Regions from separate parts of the Mus musculus genome. Here region 1 is linked to region 2. Evidence: chromatin loops called from intact Hi-C (ENCODE). Cell type or tissue: heart. All regions are shown on one strand.

Region 1 (8,000 bases), 290 kb after region 2:
AGTTGAAGATGTAATCTCTCAGCTTCCTTTTCTGGGCCCATGTTGCCAAGCCTCTCTCAGACATCATGGACTCTCTCTGGAACCCAAGACTCTTCTTTCTGTAAATTGTTTCTGATCATGGTATCTTATCACTGCAATAGAAAAAAATAACACACTAGACAACCTCCCTATAAGTTTGATGAACATAAGAATGAACTTATTTTGCTTTTCCTGAGATACAAAATTGACTTTTCATTGATACAGACAACTTTTATGGCTAGGCAGAAATAAAGGAACAATTGAATCACTAATAGAAAGGCATGTGCAATCATGACCACTTTGTGATAGTCTTTTGCCTATTAATTTCAGCTAGAAAACTATACTTATGAAACTAAGCACTTAGCCAAGGTCTTTAAGCATTTTTCCCTCATGGAGATGTAAAGATACAATATCAGTATATGTATGTGTATGAACAATGTGTGCTAATGTTAGAAAACTGCTAGAAGACCCATCTTCCAAGCTGCTTTTGTGGCAGGCTGCCCAGACATTCCTTATTAGGGTGATAAGTCTTTTTGGCTTGGAGATATGTCAGACCATTAGTTTTCAAAGAAGTGACACATTGTGAGTAATAAAAACTCTTCTGGAAAGGGATTCACGTGGATCTGATAGAAATCAAATCTATTAGTGCTCTTCAAAGATGAATTTTCTGGTTTTAGGCCACTTTTCTTTCACAATTTCTCTCTCATTTCCTGCCTTCTGATGATTTCTTTATGGTTAACAGCTTTGCAAGAATAAAGACACAGGGAGAGCAGTGGAAAAAAATCAAACTGCAATGTCAGCTTTGTAATGTCTTAAAAATGGTAGAGAAGTACCACTTGACACTACGTGTTGGGCATTGTATAAAACACTGCCCCGGGCACTGCTCAATACCCTTAGTAGTTGGCATACCAAACTTACACCAAACCTACAGGCCTCATTTGGGAGAATTAATATTAGGCAGAGCAGGGGGAGTTTTCACATTCATATAATTTTAGCTAGCTTCCTATAGTTAAAATTATATATATATATGACAGAAGACAGAAATGATGGACCAAATTGAGAACTTGAATTTTTCATTGTGCTTGATTTCTACCCCATAACGCCATTGGTAATTCTACCATTGGTAGGCTATAAAGAACACTCAGGCCAAAGGAAATCATACCATGTTACATAAAATTTATGCTGTTGTTGTATTCCACTGAACCATCAAGAAGTTAATAAACACAAAGAAACAAATGTCACCCGTTCATCTATTCATGTTTTAGAAGCATTGTTAGCCTAAATTAGTAAAAGAGTGAAGTAATAGTCAAGCATTTAGGCTTGCGGATAAATGTTATGCCCGATGATTAGAGATTCATTGTTTATGGACATTTAACAATAAGAGGAAAAGCTATGGAGTGTTTAAACACCTGATCCTCCCTGGTGACATCAGGGAAGGCTTCATGAAGAAGTGGTCCTTGTACTGAGTTTTGAAAGATGCTGAATTTATGAAATTCCTAGGCAAATGGTTGGACCTGGAGGGCATTATCCTGAGTGAGGTAACCCAATCACAAAAGAACTCAAATGATATGTACTCACTGATAAGTGGATATTAGCCCAGAAACTTAGAATACCCAAGATATAATTTACAATTTGCAAAACACATGAAACTCAATAAGAACGAAGACCAAAGTGTGGACACTTTGCCCCTTCTTAGAATTGGGAACAAAACACCCATGGAAGGAGATACAGAGACAAAGTTTGGAGCTGAAACAAAAGGATGGACCATCTAGAGACTGCCATATCCAGGGATCCATCCCATAATCAGCCTCCAAACGCTGACACCATTGCATTCACTAGCAAGATTTTGCTGATAGGACCCTGATATAACTGTCTCTAGTGAGACTATGCCAGGGCCTAACAAACACAGAAGTGGATGCTCACAGTCAGCTATTGGATGGATCACAGGACCACCAATAGAGGAGCTAGAGAAAATACCCAAGGAGCTAAAGGGATCTGCAACCCTATAGGTGGAACAACATTATGAACTAACCAGTACCCCGGAGCTCTTGACTCTAGCTGCATATGTATCAAAAGATGGCCTAGTTGGCCATCACTGGAAAGAGAGGCCAATTGGACTTGCAAACTTTATATGCCCCAGTACAGGGGAACACCAGGGACAAAAAGTGGGAGTGGGTGGGTAGGGGGTGGGGTGGGGGGTATGGGGGACTTTTGGGATAACACTGGAAATGTAAATGAGGAAAATACCTAATTAAAAAAAAAGAAAAATTCGAGGAAGACTGGCAGTTGAATTACACTTAAGGGCATGGTAGAATGCTTAGAGCCTACCTAGGGCAGCCATGGTCTCAGCAAACAGCTGTAAAAAACAAACATCTAGAAACCAGCAAGAGGCAGCGGCAGAGTGATCGTGCACATAACACTATGACTTTGGGGTGTTTCCATTCCGCACGCTTTTACATCCGTTAATGTGATCAGAAATGAACCTGCTTTATGAATATGTGATGGTGGAGGATGAAAGGGGTTTCAGGAAGGAAGTTGGGTAACTCCTGTTCTAAGATGCTTTTCCTCATCAATGTCACCTTTTCTCTGAGTGTTGTCTCTTCTATTGCCAGAAGTATTGTCACAACACACTCCCAGACAATATGGTGACAACCATCTACCGGCCTGCATCCCCTACTCAGCTGTTGAATTCTTTAAAAAAATTATATATATATATATAAGGTATATATATATATATCTTAGTGGTTTTTATTTATTTATTTATTTAAAACATTTCATTCATTTTACTTTTTATGTGTGTGTATGTGCACATATATATGTATATAGGTATATATATATATGTATATATGTGTGTGTATATGCATATATGTGTATATATATATATATATATATATAAATTTTTTACTTATTCACTTTACATCCTGGTCACTGCTCCCTTCTTCCTGGTCATTTTCTTCCACAATCCTACCCCTATCTCCCCTCCCCTTCTCCTCTGAGCAGTTGAGTGCTCCCCTGGGTATTCCCCCAACACTGGCACTTCAAGTCTCTGCAAGGCTAGATACTTCCTCTCCCACTGAGGCCAGACAAGACAGCCCAGCTAGAAAAACATCCCACATACAGGCAACAGCTTTTGGGATAGCCCTGCTCCAGTTGTTTAGGAACCACATGAAGACCAAGCTGCACATCTGCTACTTATATGAGGAGAGGCCTAGGTCCAGCCCATATATGTTTTTTGGTTGGTAGTTTAGACTCTGAGAGCCCCAAGGGTCCAGGTTAGTTGACTCTGGTGGTCTTCCAGTGGAGTTCCTATCCTCTCTTGGGCCTGCAATCCTTCCTCCTATTCTTCCATAAGAGTCCCTAAACTCTGTACATGGTTTGGCTGAGGGCCTCTGTATCTGTCTGACTCAGCTTGACAACAGTATCAACCAGAACACTCAGCAGCACCATCACTTGGACTTCTTGCGTGTACTAACTTGGAAGAGTAATTTGAGAGGCCATCTTAAGGATCTCTCAGATACTGTTTGGGTAGACACAGAGTTCTGGAAGAGAGTAAAATCGAGCATAGGGTGTGTTTGAGTTTTCCAGATCTGTTTGGCACACGTGCAAAGGAAACCACAGACGGACGGACGCTCACAGATGGAAGCCTGCTGGTTATACAGCTGTTTCTTTGTTTGGTACAGAAAACCAATTGTGGGTGGGAGCAAGGGAGGGAGAGACATTATTAGAATGCAATGGCATTTTAATTATACCTACCATAACTCTAATGGTCTGTTCTGTGGCGAATTGTTTGAGGAGTTGTCTTGAAATTAGAATTCAATCCTGCAAACGCAAATCAATTAAAGTAGTACTCTTTGGAAATATACAGAGAAACAGTTTGAAAAAAATTTTTTCCAGTAATCTTGCTTTGTAATGTGTAGACTCCCTCTGTGGACTCTTGGGCCGGACAGGATTAGGAGAAGGCCAGGGGATTAAGTGTCACATTGCTGTCCCCTGGGGAAGCGCCACTGGAAAATAGCCTTAGCTCCTTGAACTATTTAAAGTGTCTCTGAAGACTCCCACAAAAGCCAGCCAGTCATGAATCCTTACTAGCTTGAAAAAATGTAATGTGACCCTAAGCTAATGCTAACTAACATCCCTATTTTCCAAGAATGATAACTTGAGAGTCAACTAAGTAGGTTACTTACTAAAAGTCACACTGAGTTTCCTTTCATAAGTGTTTACGAGTCTGCTATATTCTAGGCACAGGGGTCATCGAGAGGGATGCTGCTTATTTCTTCCTGGGGATTTTTGTCTAGTAGGAGAGAAAAAAATACATTATAATGAAAGTTGTTCATGGTAAATGTAAAACATGCAAAATAGTGAGAACCACGAAGAGCACAGGAAGAGGTGGGACTAAAAATATGACGTCAGCACGGACTATCGCGAGCTCATAAATCAGGAAGAGAGTTGTGTAGAATAAAACGGAAAATAAAAGAGTTTTAAAAAGTGGGGACAGTGTAGAAGCCTCAGTGACAGAAAGAAGTGGTGAGTCACTGAGACGCGGCTGTGACCGTAGTACAGAGTGGTAGTGCAGGGATCAGACAGAGAGCCGTATAAGCCGCATGCACAGTATTTCAGTTATTCTTAGGAATGTAAAACAGAAACTTTAAAAAAGCATAGTGCTGTGATCTGTCATGAACACTCCAGGAAGGTGCATTTGGTAGGTGTGTGCTCAAGTTGTTCAGTAGACAACTCTTCTCACTGCTGTGATAACTTTCCTGAAGAAAGGACCAAAAGAAAAGAACCGCTGTGTTAGTCAAGGTTTCAGGTGCTATGACCAAAGCAACGGGGGATGGGTGGGAAGTGGGTGGGTGGGAGAGGCTTACAAGTCCACATCACTGTTCAGCCTTGAAGGAAGTCAGGATAGGTGCTCAGACAGGGCAGGAACCCAGAGGCAGGATCTGATAGAGAGGCCATGGAAGGGTGCTGCTTACTGGCTTGCTCGTCATGGCTGGTTCTGTCTGCTTTCTTATGGAATCCAGGACCACCGGACTAGGGATGGCCCCACCCACAATGGGCTGGACCCTCTCTTGTCAATCTTAATAAATAATAAGAATAATCCTAATAAATATAAATAATAATAATCCTAATAAAACGTCCTACAGGCTTACCTACAGCCTGATCTTATGGAGGCATTTTCTTAATTAAGGTTCGTTCTTCTCAGATGATTTTAACTTGTGTCAAGCTGACATAACACTAGCCAGCACATGGGTGACTTTTGGCTCATGGTTAGAAGGAACAGGACATGATGGCTGGAAACACATGGTAGTAGGAACATGAAATGTCATGTCATTTTGCATCCTTGGTCAGAGAGCAATTAGAGATGAGTGCTGGCACCTGGGTCACTGTTTTTATTCAGTCTGGGACACGAGCTCATGGAATAGTGATGCTTATACTTAGGGGACGTCTTCCCACCTCAGTCAGTCCCTCTAGAAATTTCCCCACAGACAGACCTAGATGTTGGCTTCTGTGGTGATCCTAAATTCCATCAAACTGTCAATCAAGAAGAAACAAAACGCCACAAGCCGACTTTGTGGGTAACAACTGTCAAAGCAGAAATCCTGTGACTGTGGTGGTGGGGATATAAGAGCACACAGACAAGATTTTGGCTAGTTACAAATCACATAAGATGAAGGGGTGTGAACAGCGATCCCATGTTTTATCAAGGAACAAGTGGATAGTTAGTTGTACATTTGAGCAGCTCTAATTAGACTCAGGGTTTTTAATAAAAAATAAAAAAATACAAAGAGGGCATGGAGTTAAGAAGAGGCGGGGCTCTAGGAGGAGTTAATGGCAAAGGACATAACCAGTATGCATTGTATAAACATATGAGACATTCAGATAATTAAAAAATCTCAATAATCATGGCTAGTCAGATGGCTTAGCAGTTAAGAACACTGGTTGCTCTAGCAGAGGACCTGGGCTTGATTCTCAGGATCCATGGGTGATTTAACATTATCCATAATGGCATGAGAAATGGGCATGCATATGGGACACATACATCCATGCAGGAAGAACACTCCAACAAATAAAAAAAAATTAAAAATATATAACACCTCCACAAAACTCAGGTAATTCTGAAGCAAAACAACAAAACCAACCAGTCAACCAAATAACCAAACAGACAACAAAACCAAACAAAACCGCAACAAAAGAAAATGAAAACAAACACTAAAAAAAAAAAACCCAAAAAACCCAGAAAAACAAAACCAAACAAAACAAAAAACCCAAACCACTTAAGAACAACAACAAACCAAAACACAAAACCAAGGAAAAGACCTTGCTTTGTGAGCTTAGATTTGGATCATTAAACTTGGGGTACCTCCAAGGGATATGCAGAAATGTAGCAAAAGAAAGGTATAGGGGAGGTGCTGAGGTAAAACCAACCAAGCATCTTGGAATGCATATCCTTACTACCTAGGACAGAGTTTTCTAAACAGAGTTTTCCATACCTTTGTGTAGCAATTTCCCTTTCTCTGAAGAGGGACAAACAAAGGCATGAGCACATTCCACTGAGCTGTTATGAAAATGAAGTGCAGACAGCAGGCTGGTAAGAATAGGTACTTGGTGATATGGTGGAGAGAGGGAGGGAGGGAGGGAGGGAGGGAGGGAGGGAGGGAGGGAAGGAGAAGCAGAGGCAGGCTGAAATGCTTATTTGCTTTAGTCACAAATGTTGTATAAGAATTGATACGATTACTTGTACACCAGGATATAAAATATGAAATAAAAGCCACCCATAGATGGCCCTCAATAGAGTACCCGGAAAGCAGACTGCAAATGTTAGTTGTTTAGACACAGAGAGCCAGCATTCAGAGACAGATCTGCTCTGGAAGCTTGTGCTGAAGTGTCATCATCAGAACTTCAGTAGTTAACACGGAGAGGCAACAGAATGGTCTGGACAGAGTGTCCTGGGTAAAATCGGTTTCCGAGATGAGCTTTGAGAAAGCCCAACTATGAAAGATCAAGCAGAGAAGAATGAATCATTTGGGGTATCTGTTGGGGTGTGAGGGGTGAGGAAGGAAGCACTGTGCCTTTGTGTTCCAGGTGAGCGTCTTTCAGGAAGGCTGAAGAAGTATGGCATGCTGTTGCAAGGTCTCCTGAATGGAGAACTACAGAACAAGCATTAGAAACACTGAGATGGAGTTTTTGGATAGTCAGGCAGCAAACTTTGGACTCAGTTGTCTCATTGTTTTTTTAAAATCAAGTCTTGGCTTTTGTTCTGGAACCTGAGCTGTGCTGTTGGCCACATGGAAATAAAATCCATACTGTGTATGGATTCTCCTCTGTAGAGAAGTGACACTTAAGACTGAGCTGATTTGCACAAAGTTAAAAGATATTACTGATACTGTAATAGAACCCAACCAACCAACCAACAAACAAACCAAAAGGCAAGCTCACCCTGCCCACTCTTTTTCAGTGACAATATTCCCCCAAGTCATCATTGTGTAGACAGTCAAATCTTGTTCTTGTTTTCTTTTCTTTTCATAAAAAAACTTAACATGCTTCTCTTTATTGTTGAAAACCCTATGGCTGTGGCCTCATGTAAATGAGATGGTTCGTGTTCAGTTTTACATTGAAATGTAGAGATACTTCCCTCTCAAGGCATTTGATTTGAGGATTTTGAAGAAAATGGTGGTGGACTCTTCCAAGTTGTGTCTCCTTATGATGGTTACCACACAGCTTTAGAGCTAAACATTTTCCAAGCAGCAGTTGGCTGTTCTCACTATATCAGAAATTAAGGCACTCGGACACTTTCCCAACATGCCAAACTATAACGGATCTGTGTAGGGCATTGGGAATAAAGGGAGTGGGGGGAACCAGTCCTGCCAGAGTTCCAGTGCCTGCTGGGTGGGCAGATGTGAGAGGACTGCCACATACTTTTCATGTAGCCCTGGTGGGTGTCTGGCTGTGGGAAGCTACAGACCCAGTCTGTGGGGGTGGGG
Region 2 (8,000 bases):
CACACAGACACACACACACACACACACACACACACACACACACACACTCCACCACAACCAAACAAGAAACAAACAACAAAAAAAGAGGAATGAACTTGGATTTGCTTCTAAAATTTCAGAGAAGATCTAAATTCTATGATGCCAGCTTTCTTAAAAGCAAAACAAGTAACTCTTACTTCTTGTCACCTCTTCCTGGAGCTCTGATACCAGTGGATGGAACACAATATGCTGGGATGAGGTCCAGGGAGCCATGATGGAGGAGGACCTGTCTCCCTCATCAACTGCATGGATGCTCATTTCCCCACACATATTTATTTAAGCCTCTCTAAATTTATTTTATTTTATTTTTTACATGCGCTTTGATCATTGCTCAAGGGTGACTTTTCCTTCTTGGTACTTCCTTGAATTAGGAGCACATTGGTCTATTGAAACAATTCTATGATACTGCTCAATTTTTGAAGATCTCTCTCTCTCTTAAAGATTTTGTGTATGTGAGTACAGTGTTGTTCTCTTGAAACACACCAGAGGAGGGCATCGGATCCCATTACAGACCCCATTACAGATGGTTGTGAACCACCATGGTTGCTGGGATTTGAACTCAGGGCCTTTGGAAGAACAGTCAGTGCTCTTAACCACTGAGTCATCTCTCCAAGCCCCTGGAGACATCTCTTACACTCTCCTCCATTCATTGCTCTCTATTCAATGGGAGAGAATTCGAGTTCTCCTTTTCATCAAAAGTGTTAATCTGATGTCTTCTGCATAAGCCAGCAAACAAAGGGAATTTATTATAATGTCAGAGGCATCCCTGATAGTAAAGGACTACTGCAGCCATACTACCCTAAGTGCTGGTGATTGGGGAATATGACATAGTAGGGTTTAGACTTCACATGCTGGGTGGGGTGTTTTTGTGTCCTTCTTTATGTTCTCCCAGCCTGCTGTTTGACTGTGGTCTTGGCTATGAATGCTCTATGCAGTTGTGATGCATGGGCTCCCTCCGGCCGGTGTATCATACAATCTTTGGTTGCTGATATGGAGTTTCAGGCTGTGGCAGATCTGACTTCTGCCTCGTGTTCACACTGGAAATGTGAGCAGATTAGAGCCACATAGGGCAATAATGGGAGTAAGTGTATCATTATGTCTGACCTACATCCTTCAGGAAGGTATACCAGAAGCCATTCCACAAAGAAGCTCACAGTAGCCCAGGAGGAAGGATCCTTGGTTGTCCATATCCAGTAACCAACCTAGTTGAAGACCCTATGATTGGCCCTATTTTAATTTGTCTGTTTCTCTACTTGTTTCCTCAAATCAATTCCAAAAATAAGGCATCTTCTCTCATCTGGGCTCTGCTTCTGGGAAGAACCCAGACTAAGCTAATTTAAATCAGCTTCACTCAGTTGCATTTTTCCTCTTAAATTCGGAGATGTTTGGAAACTATTTGCAAGTCTTATAAAGTACACACTAAATAAAGATGGCATGAAAAACAAGTAAACAGGAGTGTACCCCGCATGTTGTATATAAAGGCTCTATAAAGTAGGAATTGTTCTGTGAATTAGACTTTCCCCGTTCTTCGGTTGGGAGACAGACTCAGACAATTGCTTGGTTTTGTAAAAACACGTCTCCGTGATTCTACAGCTGTGCTTAGAGAGTAACTGAATAGTAATGTTTTGATCATTGCTCCACAGATGGTGAGGCCCCAGAAGACACATGTCTCTTCTGTAGAGGGGCAATGCAGGAAGTGTGGGTGTATCAGTGGGCTCTGAGTACTTTGGGATGCATCTGTGTGGGGACCTAAATGAGTGTTTCTAGTCTTTCTTTAAAATGTTTTTTTTTTTTTAAATTTATGTGTCTATGTGTGTGTGTCTGCACACACATGTACATGTGGAGGCCAGCAAGGGTGTCAGACCCCCCTGAGGCTGGAGTTATAGATGGTTGTAGGGTACTCTACTTCGATGGATGCTAGAAACCAAACTTGGGTTTTCTCAAAGAGCAGATAGTGCTTTAAACCAAGGAACTCTCTATCTCTGTATTCCCATATTTATTTATTTTTTACAAGGTGTCAATACCAATGTAATAACCTCAAATATCATAGTCCTTGGGTCACAAATAGGAAAAAAAGCTTTTGGAAACAAAAAGTATTGGGTAACCAGTTTGGCACTGGAGATGGAGATCACATTTTTTTTTTTTTTTTTTTTTTTTTTTTACATCCCGTGCCCCTGGAAAGGTATTCAGTCATTCACCTGCTGGTTTCTGATAGAGGCAGAGCCTGAGTTCAGGCCTTTGAGTCCCTTCTCAGGGTCTTTCCAGATACTACACTGCCTTACCAGAACGGCCTTTCTGCTGAACTGGAGTCAGTGAGCTTTTCTCATGTGAAGGCCCAGGCAGTGAGCAATCCGGGCTGGGCAGACATGGGAGCTCTGGTGCAGCTCCTCACCTCTGCCATGGAGGGGAGTTGGTGTACAGGGGACTAATGTGAACGAGCGGGGATATGCTTCTGAAAAGACGCGGTCATAAACACAGGAGAGGGCCTGGCTTTGGCCAGTGGGTCACCCTTTGTTGGTCCAAGTTTCATAGTAACATACAGCAAGTTCTGCTTGGTGATCATCAACGAGGCCTTTGAATCTTAGAGAATTAAAGTCCCCATCCAGCCTGATGCTGAGAGCTACTATGACATGGTGGTCCCCGCAGGACCGGGCTTCCTTCCAGGTCTGCCTATGCACAGACTCTGAGCCAGCATCCAGGAGAGTGGGCAGGCCCTCTCTAGTTTCCAGAAGGAATCGACAATTCTCTTCCTGTGCAGATAAAGGAACAATTATACCACTGGGGACTTACTGGAAAGTGAAGCGGGCTCACCAGGAAGCAGCAGGAATTTGCTTCTCAGTCATTTTCTCCACAGTCTGGCCCCGAGTCTGCCAGACTGAGAAAGGTCAGCTGGGATCACTGGCAGACTTGGAAAACTTCCAGAACCTTCACTTGTGGGATGACACATGGGGGTTTGTCAATTTCCGTGGCCCACTTGGGACTTCCTGTGGCCCATCCAGTTACCTCATCCTCTCCAGGTTCAAACACATAAGAGTTTTATCCTCAGCCGCTCTGTCAGGGCGACACTGTTGTGACACTGTCTACAAATGCGACTTTCGAGTCCTTGACCCCTATGCCTTCTTTGCGGATTTCTTGTTGACGTTTGAGAAAGTCAGAAGCCATTGTCTTTCACAGAGGTCAAATCTAGGAGCTGAGGCGAAACCCGATGTCTATGCCAACGGGGCTGGATGTTTATCCTTGAGCTTATGTGCACGCATGCATGCACAAAGTTATGTGTGAATCTCAGCTCGCCCTTTAAATTAGGTCACCTTTTCCAAGGCCTCCACTCAGGGAAGGTCCTTGAGCAGCCTTGGTGCTCTTAAGTAGCCCAGGGACCGGGTCCTTTCTTGTTAATGTCACCCCCAGGTATCCTCTCCTCTTTTGTTTCTACCATGCAAATTTACCTCCCGGCCTGTTTCAAATTTCTGAGAGTCAACGACTTACAAAGGTGGATGGAGCCTTCAGTGGATTTAGTTATCTAAATCTTAAAAACTCTATTCCATGATTACCTACCTCAAAGCTTGACAGTCCACACCTGTCATTGGACCGGAGTTTCTTCGAGTGTAATGAAGCCTTCAGAATTGAAGTGGTTTTGGGAGACATGGGGGGAAGAGTTCTATTATTTTTACAGAGTGGCACTCTTCTCCCTGGAGATAAGAAGGCTGGGTCTGGTGTGAGGCTGGAAAAAAAAAGCAAAACAAAAAACAAAAAAACAAAAAACAAAACAAAACAAAACAAAAAAAAGAGAAGGGAAGGAAAGAATATTTGATTATTTCTTCATAAACCACCAATTCCTTTAGCACCTGGCTGTGGCTCCTGCTGCCGTGTGGAGAATATCAATGGCTTTAATATTCCCATCGTTGTGCCTTGGAATCAGTTGCCTGTCCTGCTGAGCTCTCTGAATTTCAGACCAGCGCCAGCCCTGAAAACCACGGCAGATGTAAGGGAAGTTTAGCCAGAATGCTCTCAGTTAAAGCCCGCCTCAACATTTCTCCTGTGCCCATGGGGTTTTAGCACACCCCTCTCCGCAGTCCCTTGATTGAGGGGCATATCCCTAAGTGTGCAGGTACTACATTAGGACATTTTCATAAAAATTTTTAATGGTCTATTTTGTTTGAATTGGGTCATTATTCTCAGTAGCATCACTGGCAAAGAACAACTCTTGAATATTAACTAGAAGGAAAGAGAAAACAATAACAAAGGCGAAACAAAAATCTCCAACAAGCCGAGTCCGGGAAAGGAAGCTGAGGTTAGGCTGGGTGTATAAATTTCATATGGCTCATGACCACAAGGTGGCGCTATGAAAACACCTCATTTCCAAACCCCGAAAAAGATACAAATAAGGAAAACACAATGAAAGAGCCTTTCGTGCAGAAAATAGTCTGTGTCAAGAGCGAGCCAGCAAAACGCATGCACCAGCAACGCCTGTGTAGTCTGCTGTATGCATGTGGATCCCGCCTGTAACCATTTTAAGGAGCAATGTTATAGGGAGTGGAAATTGGTATTTTTGCGGGGGAGGGTAGACATTTTATAATTGATACTTTTATAATTCAAACAGGAGCTTCAACATGTGTTAAATTTTTTACATTGATTATTAAATGCATTTCATCTCCCTGGCATCTTTGAAAGTGTGACATTTTAGACATCAGAATGATAGGCTAGGCTTTCTACCCCTCAACCCACTTCTATTCTACGTTGAGAGCTTGCACAGTGGGGGACATTTATTTAAAAACAATTAGTGCCCCATTAAGGGAAACATGAAGCCTGCGGGTCACAGATGTTCTCGGCTGCTTTGGGAAATTGTCATGTAGGAAGTTGGTAAATTAATACTCTGTGGAAAATAGTTCTGTCCTTTAGACATGTCGTCTGTTATGTGACTCCCTGATGTCAGTGCCACGTTATTTCCAGTGACTAGAGTCGTGGCAGAGTGTTCTGTATGTGCATAAGGCGTCCATTTGCCGACAGTGAGATGAAAAGCTGGTATTTCACAAGTTTGTACACGGAAGATGGGATGTTGCTATAATGGCTCGGACAATCTGGTTCCTGAAGGCAGGAGTGGAAAGTCGTCCAGGGGAACAAGCAGAGAAGCCCAGGGATTCGCATTGCTGAACTCAGAGCAGCCCTCTAGATCAGGAGATATGAGAGCATTTCCATTCCTACCATGAGGTCCCAAGAACTAACTCCCCTACGAGTGCCACACTACACGGCAGGAAATGGCATGGGGCCTTGTAGTTATTCTCTAGGGAAAAATTCAGGGATGTTAGAGGGAAATGTCTACACATCACAATTTGAATTTAGATAAAAATCTAATAAAACATTATGAATTACTTTAACAAAGAAAAGGAAAGAGACAATATAGAGAGCAGTGTGTGTATGTGTGTGTGTGTGTGTGTGGCTGGAAGTATTTTGTTGTTATTATGTGACAGAATCTCACTCTGTTGCCCCATCTGGTCTTGAGTTCATGGGTCCTTAAGATTCAGCAAACAAAGTCTCCGGGACTCCAGCCCAGCACTGCTGTATCTGACTGTGAGCTGGGTTTGAACCCGGGGCCTCCAGTGTGCCAAGCCTATACTTTACCATTGAGTTATACCCTGAGGGTGTGTGTATTTCTTTTCTCCTTCTTTTATATAATCTCATCACTTTGTCAGTCAAGCTGTCATATTTTCCCATCATCCACAGAGCAGGTGGCCAGGGGAAGGTCCCTGGTTTTCCCTCTAGCTGGGGAAAACCATACAGGTCGCTGATGAAAATTATGGCTGGGTTGATTCTTGGCTGACTCAATTACAGAGGCATTGCTCCAGCTGTAAATACAACTCATGATATAAAAATTATCCAGTCCCTACTTGGGGAAAAAAAGATGCTAATTAAAATATGAACCTCTAAGGAATGTTCCTTATTTAGATAACCAGTGTGTTAACTAAATTTGAGCCTGCAGCAATATAAACAGCTATTTCTGCTACTACTGCTATGAATTGTTTTGAAGTAGTCAACAGAACTGTATATTATTATTATACGAATCATATGTCTATTAGCTTGTAGAAAAGGTATATGGAAGGAAAGGTGTGTGTGTGTGTGTGTGTGTGTGTGTGTGAGAGAGAGAGAGAGAGAGAGAGAGAGAGAGAGAGAGAGAGAGAGGGAGAGAGAGAGAGAGAGAACTGTAAAGAAAGTAAAGTTTGCAATATACCCTGTCATACATTGGGCCAAGATAGCAGCTATTTCTGATACATATACACATTGTTCTTTTTATATGCCAATTCTCACAGTACATTGGGGATCCAAGCAACTTGTTTGGACAATTCATCACATTATCTTTAAAAAAATTCAGATAATTTGATGGTGTTTTAAAAAAATTAAGATACCATATATCCTATGGTAATTAGAATTAAAAATTATAGGATAGTTGAGAAGGGGAAGTATCCTAGATTCTGGAGCAAACCATCACAAAAGAACCAAATTCCTAACTTGATTTGAAAAAAATGCAAATAATCTGGTTCCCTCACGAGGAATTTTGAATCACTTGGAGGTTGGTTAATATAGAATTAGTGAAGTCAGGCATGATCCCAACTCTCATGAGGCTGAAACAGGAAGATTGCTGTGAGTTCAGGGCCAGCTTGGGCTATAGAGTAGGGCCTAGTCTTAAAGACAAGCAGCAAAATCCTGAAAATTCAAACCCTCAAAAAAGCCCCAAAAGTAGGAAGGCAACCAAGAACATTTAAAGAATTAATTATACTCATGGTTCTATGTAGCCCAGGTTGGCCCCAAACTTCTGGTCCTACTGCCTCAGAGTCCTTGGTGCTTGTATTACAGATGTGCACTACCACGTTCAATTTTGACACAATCAGGAGACCTGGGTTTACGTTGAAGCTTCCAGCTGTGTTCGATCAATGGTTCTTGACCACTGATAGCCCGGGCATTTATTTCTTTGTTCTGATGTTTGTTAATTCTGCCTTTTAAAGGGGCCATGAATACTGAATGTGGAGAACTCACTTAGAGGACTTGGATCTATAGTGAGCCTCAAGGCTCCTCCTCTGCTTTAGAAACACAAGGGTGTTCTTTACAGCCTGGCCTATTTGTGGTGTTTGCGTTATCTTTGATGTGCTAGCGGCTTGTTCCGAAGATGCCACTGACTTTGGCTTCTTTGGCTAATGATTTGATGCAGTTGAGACTTGGGGGTGGCTTGCTTGGGTGCTCAGCTCCAGGAGACCATGGGAGGCATAGACAGGTACCTGCTTGATTCTCTGAAGCCACAGACATTCCTCAGTGGTATATACAGCATGCTACAAATACATACAACATATTTTCTATGCCAGGCCCACATCCGGCTGTCAGGCCTTGAACCCCACAGGCTTGCCTTGAGAGGTGGGGGGCTACAAGAGAGGCCTTTGTTGATTTGGGCGCAGACTCCAACAATCTATTTTCGAACCCTTAGAAGCCTCTTGTTAAGGAACATTAAAAGACCTGTAAAAGATCAGTCGAGAGCTGGCTAGCAGTTGATTTGTTAGTGATATTGAAGAATCATGTACCTTATCTTGGTGTTTAATCAGTTGATAAATTATTTCTGTATGTATATCATTTTCTTTTAAAAAAAGACTAGCCCCCCTCCTTCAGCAAAGGGTCATGAAGATTCTGCAGTCCTGGGTAATCCCTCCGTAGCAGGTCTTTTCCAATTCCTTTTATGAGATTCAATCCCTCTCCAGTATGGATAAGGCAGAATCCAGAAGCAAACTAAGAGTTTTGGATCTCAGGTGCTAGCATCCAAGTTCGGCATTATAAATAAGCAAGTAGGTACTTACTAGGTGATCAACGCGGACTTAGGATGAGAGTCCAGGCCACCCTCAAGGCACAGGTGCGGCGTGAACTTCCTTCCCTACAAGGTTATTCTGGAAGGAAAGCAAGTCAGTCTGCTCCAATAGCACATGCAA

Evidence for each region. Peaks named below come from ENCODE experiments on the same cell type or tissue, not always from the same donor. Only the 100,000 strongest peaks of a DNase experiment are listed, where the experiment ranks them.
Region 1: it touches region 2 in a loop (2.6-fold over the local background); 3 of 42 quality-filtered maps call a loop at or near these places.

The regions. Positions count from the first base shown.
Region 1 is chr13:102,348,300-102,356,299 of GRCm38, reverse strand. Gm46397 (a long non-coding RNA gene) reads left to right here and starts at 4,460. Exons shown (of 4, transcript XR_001780850.2): 1 at 4,460-4,542; 2 at 6,520-6,607. It overlaps Gm36703 (a long non-coding RNA gene), which reads right to left and starts at 6,590. Exons shown (of 4, transcript XR_382833.4): 1 at 6,510-6,590; 2 at 4,203-4,309; 3 at 3,772-3,837; 4 at 1-131. In heart, no CTCF peak of the experiment used is centred here; DNase peaks (open chromatin) are centred at 509 and 4,009; H3K27ac peaks cover 955 bases.
Region 2 is chr13:102,641,420-102,649,419 of GRCm38, reverse strand. No RefSeq gene overlaps it. Among named protein-coding and RNA genes, the nearest start is that of Gm41046, 21 kb to the left of the region's middle. In heart, a CTCF peak has its summit at 4,365 (motif pointing right); DNase peaks (open chromatin) are centred at 2,869 and 4,419; H3K4me3 peaks cover 339 bases; H3K27ac peaks cover 1,456 bases.